Regions from separate parts of the Homo sapiens genome. Here region 1 is linked to region 2. Evidence: read pairs that join two places in POLR2A ChIA-PET (ENCODE). Cell type or tissue: GM12878. All regions are shown on one strand. Links, peaks and the distances in the headings refer to the core of each region. The heading gives the core; the rest is flanking DNA.

Evidence for each region. ChIA-PET counts read pairs that join two places held together with the same protein. Peaks named below come from ENCODE experiments on the same cell type or tissue, not always from the same donor. Only the 100,000 strongest peaks of a DNase experiment are listed, where the experiment ranks them.
Region 1: POLR2A ChIA-PET joins it to region 2 with 5 read pairs; 2 of 35 experiments call an interaction of 5 or more read pairs at or near these places.

The regions. Positions count from the first base shown.
Region 1 is chr4:110,085,451-110,093,524 of GRCh38, forward strand. The region is part of intron 2 of ELOVL6 (ELOVL fatty acid elongase 6); the gene reads right to left. Among named protein-coding and RNA genes, the nearest start is that of ELOVL6, 110 kb to the right of the region's middle. RefSeq lists an enhancer at 2,580-2,749. In GM12878, for the core only: no CTCF peak of the experiment used is centred there; a DNase peak (open chromatin) is centred at 3,410.
Region 2 is chr4:110,030,263-110,038,336 of GRCh38, forward strand. No RefSeq gene overlaps it. Among named protein-coding and RNA genes, the nearest start is that of EGF, 120 kb to the left of the region's middle. In GM12878, for the core only: no CTCF peak of the experiment used is centred there; a DNase peak (open chromatin) is centred at 3,889.

The DNA.
Region 1 (8,074 bases), core at 1,767-5,766, 55 kb after region 2:
AAAGAGTAAGTGTGCCATAGTTGACCAGAATCACAGTGTGATACCTGTCTGGAGAAACACAGCATGTATTGAACTTCTCATCTACTGAACACGTCCCAAAAGCCTTTAGTTGTTCAATGGGGACAGTTACTGTAAGAGTCCCTGGACTCTGGTGAGGGGGCATTGGGTGGTATCTAAAGGGGCATATAAGCCTCCTAATACTATATTGAAACTTTAATTACAGTAAAACATGGAGATTGTTAAAAATGCAGATTTCCAAACTTCACCACCAGAGGCTCTACTTTTTTTGGAAACAGGACCTCACTTTGTCTGGAGTGCAGTGGTGTGATCTTGGCTCACTGCAGCCTCAACCTTCCAGTTTCAAGTGAATTCTCCCACCTCAGCCTCCTGAGTAGCTGGGACTACAGGCATGCTCCACCATGCCCAGCTAAATATTTTGTACTTTTTGTAGAGATGGGGTTTCGCCATGTTGCGATCCACCCACCTTGGCCTCCCAAAGTAATCCCAAGAGTGCTGAGATTACTGGCTCTAATTTTATAGCTTTGGGGAAGAAACCAGAAATGGAGATTTTTAACAAACATTCCAGATGTCTTGATGCAAATGACCCACAGGTCACAGTTTGAGAAACTCTACAGCAAAGTGTTTCCCTCCCTCAGATGCTCATAAAATCATATTCCTATCTAATCGAAGCCACTAATGAAGTCTTTCTGGATTTAGTCCTCTTTAACTTTTTGACCTGTCTCAGTTATGTAAGCAGCATGGCATTTTAAGTCAGACCAATTAATCCTGATTCTGGAACCAGGTATGTGCCCATAGGTAAATTTCTTAATCACCCAAGCATCACTTCTTTCATCCCAAAATAGGGATGTGGTTGCATTTTATGTGCATCTGAATCATGACATTTGGAAATACCACTATATACAATATTAAGGAGGATGTACTTTATATGTTAAATTTGAAGGCATGTGAATCTCTTACATCTAAATTATACTCAGAAATCACAGTTTCAAAGCTAGTGTTCCAACTTGTTTCGTACATTTATAATATTGCCACATGAGAGTAGTGTGTTAGTAGGAAATAGAAATATTTTTGGTCATTAGCTTCTAAACCACTCTCCCTCAGAAGTTCCTAAGTGTGATTTTGATGACTCCTGTGCTGTTATTTTAATGACCACTATTGGTTAATTATGACCATGCTTCCCAGGGGTTCATTAAGTGGTAGTGTTAGTGGTAAAAATGAAAAAATTGTTAGAGCCAAGAACTTTTGAGAGAAGAAACAAAAGTTAGACACGACAAAAAGTTAGTATGTATCCATTCATTGTGTTTAAAATTGTTTTAAAACACAACATTAGATATAGATTTATAGGTTCTGAAAATACCTCCCTATGCGACATTTATTCCTATGGGAAAACTGATCCGGAATTAGGAAAGTTCTGAGTTATTTGATTATTTTGAAATATTCAAGGATCTTATCCTTGAATGTGACCGTCCTATAATAGTATTTCCTTTGCAGGTCTGTTGTGAGGATGAGTAAAGCACCTGATATAGGCTGTCTAAATGGGTTGTTAGGTTTGGAAATTTAGGGAAACACCTGTCACTGTTTCTCTATTCTCAAGAGGGGGAGCCTGTTTATTTTAAACCAGGGTGTTCTTACAAATTTGGGAGATATGAAGTTTTTAGAACAATATAAATTTCCTATTCAATATTGAGAGGTTCTTCCTGTCTCTCTTTTTCACAGCCTCCTCAGACACCGCCCCCACAAGGATTTGATGAATTACCTAAAAGTCACCAAGGGAGCCTGATTGAAACCCTCAACTCTGTATTATTAGGCCGTCTAGAAGTAGATGAGTCTAATTTTCTTTCTCATTTTCTGTAATTTTGATCAGACGCTTCTCTACTTTGCATTCGATTAGTCAAAGCTAACAAGTCACTTCTGAGGAAATTACTGCTTTAGAAATACTTTTTATAAAATTCAATCACTATTCTTGTACCCTGACTCACATTTTTTTCCTACTACAAGACTAGAGTCATCTGAATTGCCTGAAAACTTGGCAGCTCTAAAGGGTAATTATTCTCACTTTTGGACTTGATCCAATACAGGAAACAATAAAAGACTTCCAGAAGGTTTCCAAGCCCAGCTGTCTCTGACACCACTCCTCATTCTGCAAAAATACTGGAATGAGTTTTTTAGTTTGCACCTGTCATTAATGTCACAGTAGAGACACTGGCCCTTACCTTGTTCATACAATTACTTAAACCACATCTACATTTTTAGATCAAGAAACATTTAAAACTTCTGGTGGAATGAAGGAGTAATTTTTTTTAAATAGCTCCTGTTACCTAAAATAAAATTGTAAAAAAAAAAAAAACCTCCTATTTTCTAGTTGGTTTTCAGCACAAAATACTTCCAATCAAAGAGATTTCTGGTAGCTTTGTCTAGTCAAAAGATGGTTCATTTTGTCCTTAACAATTAGAGTCAATTTGGCTCTGTCTTTTCTTTTTTCAGATTCCGGCCTTCGTGAAGGTTACAAATACGTGGTTTTACTACATTTTTGAAGAGTGTTTTAAATTGCAAATGTATTTAGAATTTATAGAACATCAAAGGATTTTTCCTGTAAAAGAAACAAGAAATAATGGATAGCAAAGCCAAGGTGACCTTGACCCTCAGTTTGGAAACTTCCAGGCCCTTCAGTCATTCCCAAAGGTTTTGGTGAACTGTGCACACACAGAGTGTGTTCTCACCAAAGCCAAGCACAGAGCGCTAATTAGAGTATTGTAGCTTATACATTTTCCGGGAGTGAAAATGAGAATAAACACTAATTCTATCAAAGGGCTGGGTGCAGATAACCCCAAGTGAAAACATGAGGAATTCCTTGGGCATACAGTACACTCCTCTTACCCAACGGGGACACATTCCAAGACCCCTGGAGGATGCCTGAAACCCACCAATTGGGACACATTTCTGTTCATGTCTTCCACCCACAGATTTAATGGCTTTTCCATTTTAATAAGCACTGTGGCCGTAAGTCTTGCAGCTGGAGGTGCAACAGCAAAACTAGCATGGATTTCTGTTTCCTTCTCGAAAATTTCATGTATAGAAGATTTGTTTTCACCATAGATCTTGGCAACCTTAACATATAGTATTTTTTTCCTTACTAAGTTGAAACCTTTCACCTTTTCTCTTAAAGCACTTTCTGGCTTCTCTTTGGCATATCCAAGTAGCCAGCATCACTATTGCACTTGCAGGTCATATTAAGTAAAATAAGAGTCACTTGAACACAAGCACTGTGACACAAAGACAGTCTGATCACCAACAGGGCTACTAAGTGACTCACAGGTGTGAATCTGCTTGATAAAGGAAGGATTCATGTCCTGAGAGGGACGGAGTGGTGTGATGCAGTATTTCATCATGCTAGTCAGAATGGTGCACAACTTAAAACTGTATAAATTGTTTGTTTCTGGAATTTTCCATTACAGTTACCACCGGTAACTGAAACCACAGAAAGTAAAATCGTGGGTAAGGGAAACTACTGCACTCGTGTTTCATTGTAGGGACTAGAAGTGAGCTAGATCTTTTGCAACAAATTTCTTGGTCCTCCAAAAATCAGATCTACCCATGTCTTTTTAACTTTGTGTTATTTACTTTCTTTCTCTTTCCAGCAAATGTTACTCCGACAGCTATTTCAAGTGATGAGCATACATTTATTTTAGGATAAAATGCTTAAATAGGCAAAATTAATAATGAAATAGAAGCTCTGTCTTCTCTTCATGAACAAGTGTGGAGACGGTAGTGTATAAAAACGTGCATTCAGCTTAATATAACTACAGTTGGCCTTCAAACAACATAGGTTTGAACCACTCGGGCCCACTTGTACTCAAATTTTGTTCAACCAAACATGGTATTCCTAGGATGTGAAACCCACCAATACAAAGGGCTGACTTTTCATATATGTAGGTTCCTCAGGGCTGACTGCAGGCTTGAGTCTGTGCAAATTTTAGTATCCTGGGTGGTTCTAGACCCAATCCCCTATGTATACTGAGGGATGACTGTACATACAGACAGCTTATAAGCCTGGAATTGATTTCCATGGGCAGTTTCAGAAAATGTGGAACAATGTCAAACTTCTGGATTTCCTGATAATTGAAATTCACTCCTAAGAGATAGCATGCTATTTTTGAGATGCAGGCAGAAGATCAGGACACTAGTTGGCTAACATTGTCTATGAAATATATGAGATCCTTGCCCAATGAGAGCTTATGGGTAGATGGGCCAACTTTTCTTCTTGTCAAAGCAGCTCATTGTTGCCTCAAGATAGCAAGTCACCTATTTAAGAGAGGCAGTGCTCCAACGGAAAGACCTCAGGGCTGCATAATCACAGCCACAATGGTGATGATGGAGGTGGGGAAGGAAAAGAAAGAGGAGGAAGGAGAGGATGAGCAGAATAGTTACTTAGGTATCCAGAGGGCACATACCTCTTCAGCAGATAACTGTGTTGGAGCAATTTTCTTTGTATTACACAGCAGGCTTTAGGGTTTATTCCTGGGATTCTATTCTGAGGTTTCTTAAACCTCTCTGAGCCTAGGTTTTCTCATTTGTAAAATGAAAATAAAGTACATACCTCAAGGCAGTCTTGAAAGTTAGATAAGACAATATATTAAGAGCTTAATACAGTGCCAGGCACCAATGAATGATGTCTATTGTTAGTGTTAGCATTATACCGAAACATAAAATTCTCTCAAATCTTTTTCTCACTAATTCCTCATAAAACAGCTAAATCTTGTGTTGAGGTGGGTGTTTAGACTGTGTATGGAGAAGGGTGACTTTTTTTCTGTGGGTTCCTTTTGAGCAGCAAGATTGATAACTAATCATTTACCATTTATCTACATGTAAACCTTCTATACATTAACACAGAAATAAAAGTAGGCACCCTCTATTCATATTTTTGTCAACCATAACCCTTAAAAGATGCAATTTATGCCATCCTCAATAGCATTGTATATGTAAAGAAATCCAGTCATTGACTGACTTGAGATGTGACTCACACTTGGTGCTGGACCTGGGCATGCAGGAACACAAGAGTGACAGGGCTCCTCCTCATTAGGGCCACAAGAGGTAGGCCTTCCAGGAACTTACAGGAAAGTTTGACTTTCTTTTTTTTTTTTTTTTTTTTCATGAGACGGAGTCTCGCTCTGTCGCCAGGCTGGAGTGCAGTGGCATGATCTCAGCTCACTGAAACCTCCGCCACCTGGGTTCAAGCAATTCCCCTGCCTCAGCCTCCCAAGTAGCTGGGATTACAGGTGTGCACCACCATGCCCGGCTAATTTTTGTATCTTTAGCAGAGATGGGGTTTCGCCATGTTGGCCAGGATGGTCTCAATCTCCTGACTTTGCGATCCACCCGCCTCGGCCTCCCAAAGTGCTAGGATTACAGGCGTGAGCCACCACTCCTGGCCGAGAGTTTGACTTTCATACTTTAGAAATTCAGATTCAATTTTATTTGTAATTTTACCTTATGTGTGAATGCATAGGAAGAAATACAGAAGGTATTATAAAGGTATGGCAGAAAGAGGATCAATACAATATTCACAGGTTCGGCAAATGGAGAGAAACAGACATAGCCAACTTAATAAATACATGAGGCAGAAGATGTTTGTTTGCTTTTACTTTTAATGACTTCAAACTTTAACCTAGTTCTACTCTATCAATTTAAGGATCCATGTCCTTAAGGAGAACAGAAAATTACACACCTATTCTAGAGGTGTCAATTAGATTAGAACACACCCCAGAGTGATTCCTTCACTCCAAGGTTGATGGAAGATGGGTTTGGTCTCAGTAAACATGTATAAGGTGGCAAAAATCAGTTTGAGGAGTTAAACTGAAATCTCTAGAGGTAGGCTGTCTGTTCACAACTGGAAAAGTACTAGAGTTTTAACTATATTCCTTTTAAAGGCAGAAATTAGATTTTCTTCTCCACTATCCTCTCCTGAGCTCTGTGCCCTTGTCCTGGAAAGTTAGTTTCTTTTTCCTGCTTTGCTTTTTACCTACCTATCTATCTGCATTAAGCTAGCATAAACTCCAACTTAAAGCTGAACGCCTTCAGAGAAACCACATCCCTGCCCCCTGCATAAGAGAATGCTGAATAACTAATGATTCATAATTTCTTCAATTCATAAGCAATTCTATTAAACTGCATTGAAAATTTCTGCTCCAGTTCCGGGTTAACACAAATACCAGCTACATTAATCACCCCGCATATCCATTGCTAAGTCAATGGTGCTCATCCACATCTCAGAACAAAAAATACAAAAAGCCACCCCTCTGTCTACTATTGTACCATTAGTAGTCAAATGAAAGGAGCAAAAGAAAATCGTTGCTTTATAAAGTTGTTAGGAAATTGCAATGTGCAAGGAATGAAGTATTATGCCCCGGATCAATCAATCATTTTAATTACATAGATTTGATTCTAAATCCCAGGGCTCTGGAAACTGTAAGAATGATCTAGGATAACAATGAATACAGTGAGGATTGCTTGCACAGCCTCCAGCCAGCATAACAATTTAGTTATAAGTGATAACAAGAAGGGATCAAACAGTCAGCACCAATTCTCACTTAACAAATTTTTGAAACACATGCTAGGAAACGAGTTTCAAGGAGTGCTAGCAACCAGTGAAATTAGTCCATTTACTAGTAGCTCTGGCTAACAAGAGTTGCCGGTTTCAAGGAAGAAACAAGAGCTCCCTATGTCATATGCAAAATCAAGTCAGATCTGGGACATCTGTCAATACCCTAGTATCATCAAAAACAGATGACAGTTACTATTTAGAGCTTTGATTAAAACATGGAGAATAAAAATTGACAGCTTTCAGGAAAGAACTGTCAATGCTTTCAAGGCCGAGGTCATAAGAGGCCTGTAAGAAGTTTCATATGGGAAAAGCATTTATATGTAGGAAAATGATTTTCATTGCTCTAACAACAGCATATAACCATACGGCGGGTGACCAATTTCTCTTTAATGAACACTAATACCACTCTTCTCTACCATCCTCCACTCATATCCACACTTTAAGGACATGTGGACTATCAGGGGAAGGAATACTCATCTCGCAATGTTTCAGTTAATTCTCTGCTCACTAATGAGAACGACCAGAGAAGAAAAGTCTAGTATTTTTCCATGTTATTCTCTTTAATGTTTCCTTCAGCTAATCTATAAGTGTGGCTACAGTATTTTATTTATGGACGTCAGCATCATTTGAAGCATTCCAGATTATGCAATTAGGCAATTTCATTAAAAGTTCATTCCTTAAGTCTGAAGAATTTTTTAAGGATTCAATTTTTAGTTCGAAATCTTGTAGTACACACACACACACACACGTGCACACATCCCAAACCCTGCCAAACAAGGATCTGTGGAGGATTTATGAGATAACATGAAGTTTATACAAACTGTAATCCCTAACTATGTCTTAATTCAAAACAATCCTTAACAAATGCCTGCAGGTGTTATTATACTTACATCTAAGTATATTACATCCTAAACTAACACGCAATCTCTTCTAGAATGCTCATTTTATATTTCAACCAAGTTTCAAAAGAGCTATGGTATTCCAGCTATTTAAATACTATCCCATTTTGGTAAAACGATTTAAAGAATCTTACATGTCAGCTGTTTCAAGTTGTTATAGCACCTGTAATGCAAAGATATTACAGAAGTCATATTTTTGTCCACACTCAAATGTATTAACTGCATTACAGAGAATTAAAATTATGATAAAAGAATCTCAAGTTTAACATTAAATTATGAGGCACCAAAATATTAACAGTAAATATCTGTGAGAACTGGGATAAAAAGTCTATGTATGTGATTTTGTGGTTTTCAGTTTTGATGCAGAGAATCCTATCTTTTATAAATAGAAAGGAAAATTACTTAATCAAAAAGTGACCACTGGACAGATTTTCTAATTGTACATAAGCAATTCAAGTCATATAAGGTTATCAAGTCAACCATAGTTCCTGTGAGAATGAGAAGCCACCCTTTGCCTATACATAAACTTGCAGTTCTTTGTCATATTTGCATA
Region 2 (8,074 bases), core at 1,749-5,748:
AGACACTCATAATTTCTCAGCGTCATCTGGATTCCATGGTCTGAGTGAGATGGAATGGAGTGGCTTGGGGAGTGAGGAGGAGAGTGGGGCCGGATTCTTCTGTAGATATTGCCCTGGTGCTGCAAATGGGTGAGGGAGACGAGATCTGCTGCTTTACTTTCCTTCTTCTTTCAGCCTGCCCTTATCAGCTGTTGCTATTGGAACTTCCAGAACCTGTGCCTCCAAGTCTCAATATCCTTGTTAACACCTCTGATAATAATCCTACCTTATACCCCTGGACTAAGACTCATCTAAACATGATGTAATCATCTGATTTCAATTGGCCCAGCCATCTGGAAAAGGTACCTTTCAATCATTTGGTTGCTCTGAAACTAAGCCTAAAATTACCACATCTATATTTAGTGACTTCCTAAACACAGTATCAATAAATATGGCTTCTTATTGCAAAGCTGGATAATTGCACTTATTCTTGTTAACATCTCATGTGCTTCAAAGAGTAATTACAGACAATGAGAAAGTTTAGGTTCAAAGGATTGTGCATATTATCGAATAATGAATGAAGAGTGCTTGAAAGGTGTGATGGGGTTAATCACTGAGGGCTAAAACGGTCTGCTCGTGCATCGCTAAGGGAGAAGCAGCATAAGCTCTTCCACGGTGTACAATTGATGCAACTCCACACCAGCCTAAATTCTGAAACCCTAACCACCGGGAAAACAAAAGAAGTGCTATTAAGAAATGAATGGGTTCAGTGGAGGCAGGAGTGTGTATATGTGTGTGTGTGTGGGAGGGGGCTGGGGGATAGGGGTGTGTGTGTGTGTGTGTGTGTGTAAAGTCCAGTAAAACTAACCTGTGATGATTAGCAAGAACTTCCTGCTTATGGTCTTGTCTCTCTTAACTTCATTTATTTATTAATTTTTTATATTCAATTCATTCATTCATTTAAAAAATAGTGAGACTCCACTTATGTTGCAGAAATTGTATCATGTGCTGGGTATAAAATGAGGCTGCCCTCACAAAGCTTATAGTCCATCTGGGAGACAGATGTTAAACTACAACGGTGATAATCACTGCAGAGCAAAGTTACAGTGTGAGATGCTGTAATCTAACCCAGTTTACAAAGGTCAGGACAGATTTCCCTGAGGACCTGACATTGAAGCTGAAGCCAGAAGGAGAAGGAGGAGTTAGATCAGCAGAAAACAGTAGAAAGCGTGAAGGCCCTGAGATGGGGAACAGCTGGCTCCTTGTAAAGGTGGGAAGAATGTTAGAGAGGTTGGAGGAAGGTGAATAAGGCTGGAGAATAAGTGAAGCTGGAGATGTGGGCTGGGGCCAGAGCAGGTGGAGCCTCTTGACCCTGTATAAGAGGCTGAACTTTATCTCAAAGCTGTCAGAGCCACACCACTGACAGGTTATATGGGAAACTTTACATTTTCTTTTTAAATTAAATTTAATTTCCTTTTAGAGACAGGGTCTCACTCTGTTGCCCAGGCTGAAGTGCGGTGGCACAATCATAGCTCTCTACAGCTTTGAACTCCTAGCATCAAGCAATCGTGCCAGGAAGGGGTTTGGGGCAGATCATGAGAAGGGTAAGCATTGCCTAGCACGGCACTTGTCTAAGGTGAAGGCTTTTCAAGTAAGGGTGTGTGTGTGTGCAGGGGGAGGCTCTGTCTTCCAACAATGGAAAATGGGCCTTCACTACAAATTTGGAGAGTTCAAGGAAATCAAGGTACGACCTCGAGGCATCAAGATTCTCAAGTGCATCTACCCAGGTAGCCCCATCCCAGTTCTCAGCACTCACTTCTTCCTCATGGAGGGTCGATTTTTTCTGGGAGATTGGCTTTTGCAGGGAATCCAGGCTTTTCTCAAGTTCTGCCATTCTTATAGTTAAGTCTTCAAGCCACAGGAGATGGGAGTCACTGTAAAAACTGCAAAGAGTTTTCTTCTTTTGCTTTAAATTGTTGATTAATAGATCTGCCAACAGATCTATCGATCAATAGATCACTTCCTCTCTTTGTTAAATCAGTTCCCCAGTCCTTACAGTTACTATTTTCTTCATACCTTCCAAACACCTGTCTCATTGCACCAGTCCACATAACTCTTTCCACTTTTATCTCATCCCAGTTCTTCATAGGTAATGGTCTTAGCAATCAGCAGGCCAGGGATTAGCCTTGTCTCCCACCAGTGATGTGGTTCTTCTTTCCATCCTGCAGCCTGGTGATCCAGCTAGAGGATTCCATATCTAGTATTGCTTCCTAGAACCATATGCCATACCAACTCTTAGACTGGATTCCCTGAAAGTGGCATCTGGTGTGGGATTTCTTGTTGAGGTTATTATTGGGAGAGTGCTCTCCGGAGAAGAGGCATGAGAGAATCAGAAGTAGGGTATGGGAGAAAACTAAACAAGGATGTGGCTCCCCTGGAGACTAGCTTCCCCTTGTGGAAGATCTGGAGCAGAAGTTGCACCGCAGAACTGGCCCCACCTGGGGTAGGGAGGCCTGTCTTGGATACATGAGTGAGTACTGGCTGTGGTCTGCATTGCATGTCGCAACTTCCCCCAAACACACGCATAAAGAGCTGGCAACTCTCCATTTTTTTTTTTTTTTTTTTTTTTTTTTGGTTTTGACATGGAGCCTTGCTCTGTCACCCAGGCTGGAGTGCAGTGATACGATCTCAGCTACACTGCAACCTCCGCCTCCCAGGTTCAAGCGATTCTCCTGCCTCAGCTTCCCAATTAGCTGGGATTACAGGCTCACACCACTGTGCCCGGCTAATTTTTGTATTTTTAGTAGAGATGGGATTTCACTATGTTGGCCAGGTTGGTCTCGAACTCCTGACCTCAAGTGATCCGCCCGCCTCAGCCTCCCAAAGTGCTGGGAATACAGGCATAAGCCACCACACCCTGCCTCTGTATTGTTATTATCAGCCAACACACACACACTTAGGGGATGGGTGCTCCAGGAGTAAAGATGGCAAACAACATCCAATTATAGCTGTTATTATTATCCATCATAACTGATAATATTATCAAAAGGCAGTTCATATTTTTGCAGTTGGAAAAAGTTTCCCTTCAATGGTGGCTGTGAAACTGGTGCTATATTTTTTCTCCTACAAAAGGCTATGTTTTCCTTAATGTTCACCTGTAAAATTAAGTAGAAAAGCCTATTAATTTGAAGGGAAAATGCAAGTGAATTTATTAATGAAGTGTTAACAAAAAGGTTTATTGTAGCAAGGTTCTCTTCTCATTCCCTACGAGGCCTCTTACCACATACTCACATATATTTCTCCCCTAAGAATGTCTGTCTGTTGGTTTCCGAGGTAAGAACGCGGTTTTTTGTTTTTGTTTTTGTCTGCTGTAATCGAAGCAAGTTTCCAAGTTGGTGAATTAATCCACTGTGCCCTGCTTACACCTAACTAGTTAAGAAGGATACAATATCATATTATATATGCACAAAGATATATACTTTAATATATGAACCAGAATTAATTAATGCTTCATGCAGAAAAATCCATTTTGCCTCAATATGTAAGCACTTGAGAAATGTGTTTCTCTGAAAGCTTCTGGGAAACTGCTAGAGTGATCTATTGAACTATAAACGTAAATCTACTTATAATTTATAAGCAAATAAGCCTCAGGCATGTTTTTATAGTTTCAGCCTTCTCTGGCTAGTCTTCACAGCAGAAAAGAAAAGAAGTACTTTTTGAGAGTAACTCAAATTTTCTTCCCACATTCGGTATACGTGAAGGAATTTGGAGAAATTTTGCATTTGGTGGAAACCCATTTATAAATTTTCTTGTGAAAATATTATAACCATTGTAGCAATCTTGGGGACAGGAAGTACTTGATCTTTGTTCAAGCCATCGGTTACAAAATATTGGAAGTGAAAGCTGCTGAGGTCTGCGGTGCAGGGGTAGTGGGCCGAAGTATCTTGTTAAAAGGGAAGGACTTATACATTTCAGCATTCATGTACATTTGTTAGACCACAAGTAATTATGACCTTTTTGGGGAAAAAAAAATGCAATGGAGGTGAATTGTTTCCCTTGCCAGGAGACAGAATTTTTGAGCAGCTCTCTGGAGAGCAATAATGGCCCAGCATGGGTTTGATTAATTTGCAACTGGAAAGGTATTAACTTGAGGAAAGTGTTCAAGAAATATTTGGAAGTTATGGTTTCTCTATTGGACTGCCTTGAAGATTTAGATGTCCCCCCAGGTGCTATGTGATCAGTAAGAAATGCAGTGACTCCTGAGCTTTTGGAGGTGGGTGATGAAGGGTGATGGTGATATGTTGAAGAAAATCAGATTTTCTCTTTTTTGTCAGGAGTGGTGGCTCAGTTGGATGCAAACTAGCTAACATTTATTGAGGACTGAAAATGTTCCAGGCACTGTCTGAGAACTTTTCTTGTTTATGAGAGAGGTACTACTGTGATCCACTTTCCACAGATAAGAAAAGAGAGATTAAGTAATTTGCCTCTGGTCACCCAGCTAGTTAGGAATAAAATTGAAACCTAAATAGTTTGACTCCAGGGCACATGCTCTTAGCTTTTTGGTGACACAGCTTCCAAGGATATAACCATAACCAGGAGAAGGAACTTGTAGGCTTATATCACACTCCAGTTATTCTGAAGCAAGGTTGTGTCCTTGCAAAGTTAAATGAGGAATTGGATTATTTTCTTATATATTCTATCAATTCTATTTTGCAGCCCATCTATTCTGGAAAAGTTAAGGTTGGTGGTGGTGGTTCCTGGGTCTTCGGCTATTATTTTTTCAGTCTACTTTCATAAATTCTCCACTTAATTTTGAGTCTGTACCAGTTGAAAAGAACCAAAGTAGGGTGATACAAATGAAGAAAGTAGCCTGAATCTGACTTCAAGCATATCTTCTGTACCAATGTGAACTTATAGAAGGATTTCAGTGAGACATATGTAACTTTAGCTGGGAAAAAGAGTTGGAGTGATCATGACCCTCAAAGATCACCTGGAGATGTGGGAACTAAGAGTGACTGAAGGCCAGCGACTTGGCCAACATCATGCAGAATGGCTCAGAGAAGGCTTTAAAGGGAGCCTAGCATGGGCGCTTCCTGGAACGGGGCTCTTTCCTCAGTGTGCCCTTTAAATGGAAGGCTCAGCTATCAGGCAACACTTGACAAATCGCAGTGAAAAGTAACAGATCTGGTGACAAGGTGTTTACTGACAAAGAGACAAACTCAAATGGAAAAATGTTCTTATAGGAACTCTCTTGGGCCCTTCAGCCACAGAGTGTCCTCTGGGGAAGAATACATTTGGCTCAAGTTCACTCTGGTAGAAAAGATGCTGGGCAATGAGGTGGTGGGGGCTGGTTGGAAGGGTGATAATGACAAGTTGGCAACCAAAAACAGAGTAAAGCAGATTTATGGCTTGAAAACCTAACCCAAACCACAACTGTGAAGTGCCAGGGATCTCAGGGGGTTTGCTATTTGGGGAAATCAGGCCAATTTCTTCTTCATATGTCTAGATCTTTTGAATACATCATGCTAATATTATCCTACCTTGGACAGTTGTGAAAATAGTTCAATGGTGATTGATTTACATATTCCAAAAATGTTCCTATTCTAGAAATTAATTTAAAACATCACAGCTATAAGGAATAACTATTTATGCTTCAAGTTTCCAGGCACATAGGTATTTACTGACTGAATAAATCAAGGAATATTTGCTGTAGCCAGGACATTATGTGCCTGGTCAATCCTTATCTATTTTGACATGGAATGAAATATTAAATTTATGATCAAAACATGTCTTTTTAATTATTTACTAAAATTTAATTAAATAACTGTCAGTATCATTTGCATAATACTTTTTGGACTGCTCTGTACAATTTCTTTAAAGCCTCGAAGAGTTTTGTTCATAGTGTGAGAACATGAGAGACACCTTAAGGTTTACATGCATTTAACTTCCTGTACAATTAAATTTCTGCTTTTCTATTCAGCCTACCTTGTTAAATGGGGATAAAACGGTCTTGTACAAACTCAATAGGAATATTGCAGAACCAATGAGGAAATGCCCAAAGCTCTTTGATAATCTTACTTGTGTATGCCTGGTAATTGTATTAATTAAAATGTCTTTTGCCAGCAGCACAGAAGTGGATTTTTAGTCTTTGAAATAAGTTGATTTTCAACCTGGCAATGTAGTTAAATTTGGATTCATTTTGAAATATAAGTATTTTAGAGTAGGAAAAAAATGGGTCATTTTCCTCTCTAAAGGAAACCATAACTCCTCAGAGAAATGGTTGATTCTGGGTCTGGGTCTGCAAATGCATGTGGTGATACTGGGACGTCCCATTGTGCTGAAAAGGAAGGAAGGAAGATATCAAAGACTACTGAGCACATGTCAAGAAAATGCAGAACCTGTGCTGAAGGACTCCCACTGCCAAAGGTGGGAGACTTTGAGCAGCCAAAAAAGAATAATGACTACAACTGGCTGAAATATATTGATTATATAAAAATTCATAAGGTCATAAAAATAATGGAAACAGGAAAGAAAAAAGTTCTCAAGAGTTGTCTGTCCCCTTTGCAGATGGCTGGTGCATCAAACTAATGCTCTGAAAATTAGTGATTCAAGTAAAAAAATTAAGGATTTCTCTATCCTCTCTGTATAAGTTGTATCTCAGGATGCCCAAATTGCCTTAGTGGTTGAAGAATGATTTTTTAAGCAAAAGATATTTAGTTATTACATGTAGAAGAAATGACCAAATTATCAAATCTCAGTTTTTCATCCCCCAAAGAAATAAATGAGTCAGGCAATTGTTATCAATTGTTATCAAAATGGATGCAAAGGCTGGGCATGGTAGCTCATGTCTGTAATCTCAGCACTTTGGCAGGCTGAGATGGGCAGATCACCAAAGGTCAGGAGTTTGAGATCAGTGTGTCCAACAGGGTAAAATCCTTTCTCTACTAAAATACAAAAATTAGCCAGGCATGATGGTGGGAATCTGTAGTCCCAGCTACTCAGGAGGCTGAGGCAGGAGAATCGCTTGAACCTGGGAGGTGGAGGTTGCAGTGAGCTGAGACTGCAGCATTACACTCCAGGCTGGACAACAGAGCAAGACTGTTTCAAAAAAGGATGCCAAAAGGATTAAGTGAAAGATTTCTAGGAAACTGGATATTTGAATGGTGTCAGGGTACTCATCCACAGTAGAAGAGAGGAAAGTCAGCATCATAATTAGGAGATTGCTGTCTGCACCACCTGATCAATCCTAGCATCTTTAAAAGTAGGACACCCAGACACCATGTGCCTCCTGGGAGAAGCAATATGAAATTGACAGCACCACCTAAAATATTCTTGCAAAAATCTTAAGCTTGAGTCTCATTGTTTTGTAGGCAATACTAGGGACAGAGGAATTAACTACATGATGCCACAAGCTAACAATTAGAAAAATCCAGAATGCGGGACATTTCATAGGACCATTGACTTTGTTTCCTTAATAAATCTCTTGGCTTAGACGAAAAAGCAGGGAGGACCTCTCTGTAAAAAGACAGTTTGAAGATAATCAGGAAAATTAAAAAAAAAAAAAAACAAGATATTAGAGGATAGCAAGAAATTATTGTAAATTTTGCTAGGAGTCATCAATATTGTAGTTATGCAGAAAATGTCTTAGTTTTTAGCAATGCTTATTGAAGTATTCAAGAGTAAAATGTCATAATTCTGGGCTTTGCTTTAAAACAAATATGATACATATGGCAAAATATTAATAAATGTTAATCTAGGTGCTGGAAATATGGGGGCTCATTACATTATTCTCCCTCCTTTTTTTCTTTTTTTAATTTTTTTGAGACAGCATCTCATCTGTCACCCAGGCTGGAGTGCAGTGGCACAAACATAGCTCACCACAGCCTCGCTCTCCTGGGCTCAAGAGATCCTCCCACCTCAGCCTCCTGAGTAGCTGGTACTACAGGCGTGCACCACCATGCCTCGCTAATTTTTTTGTTTTTGTTTTGCTTTTTTTTAGTTTTGTAGAAATGGGGGTTTGCCATATTGCCCAGGCTGGTCTCAAACTCCTGAATTCAAGCAGTCCTCCCATGGTGGCCTCCCAAAGTCCTGGGAT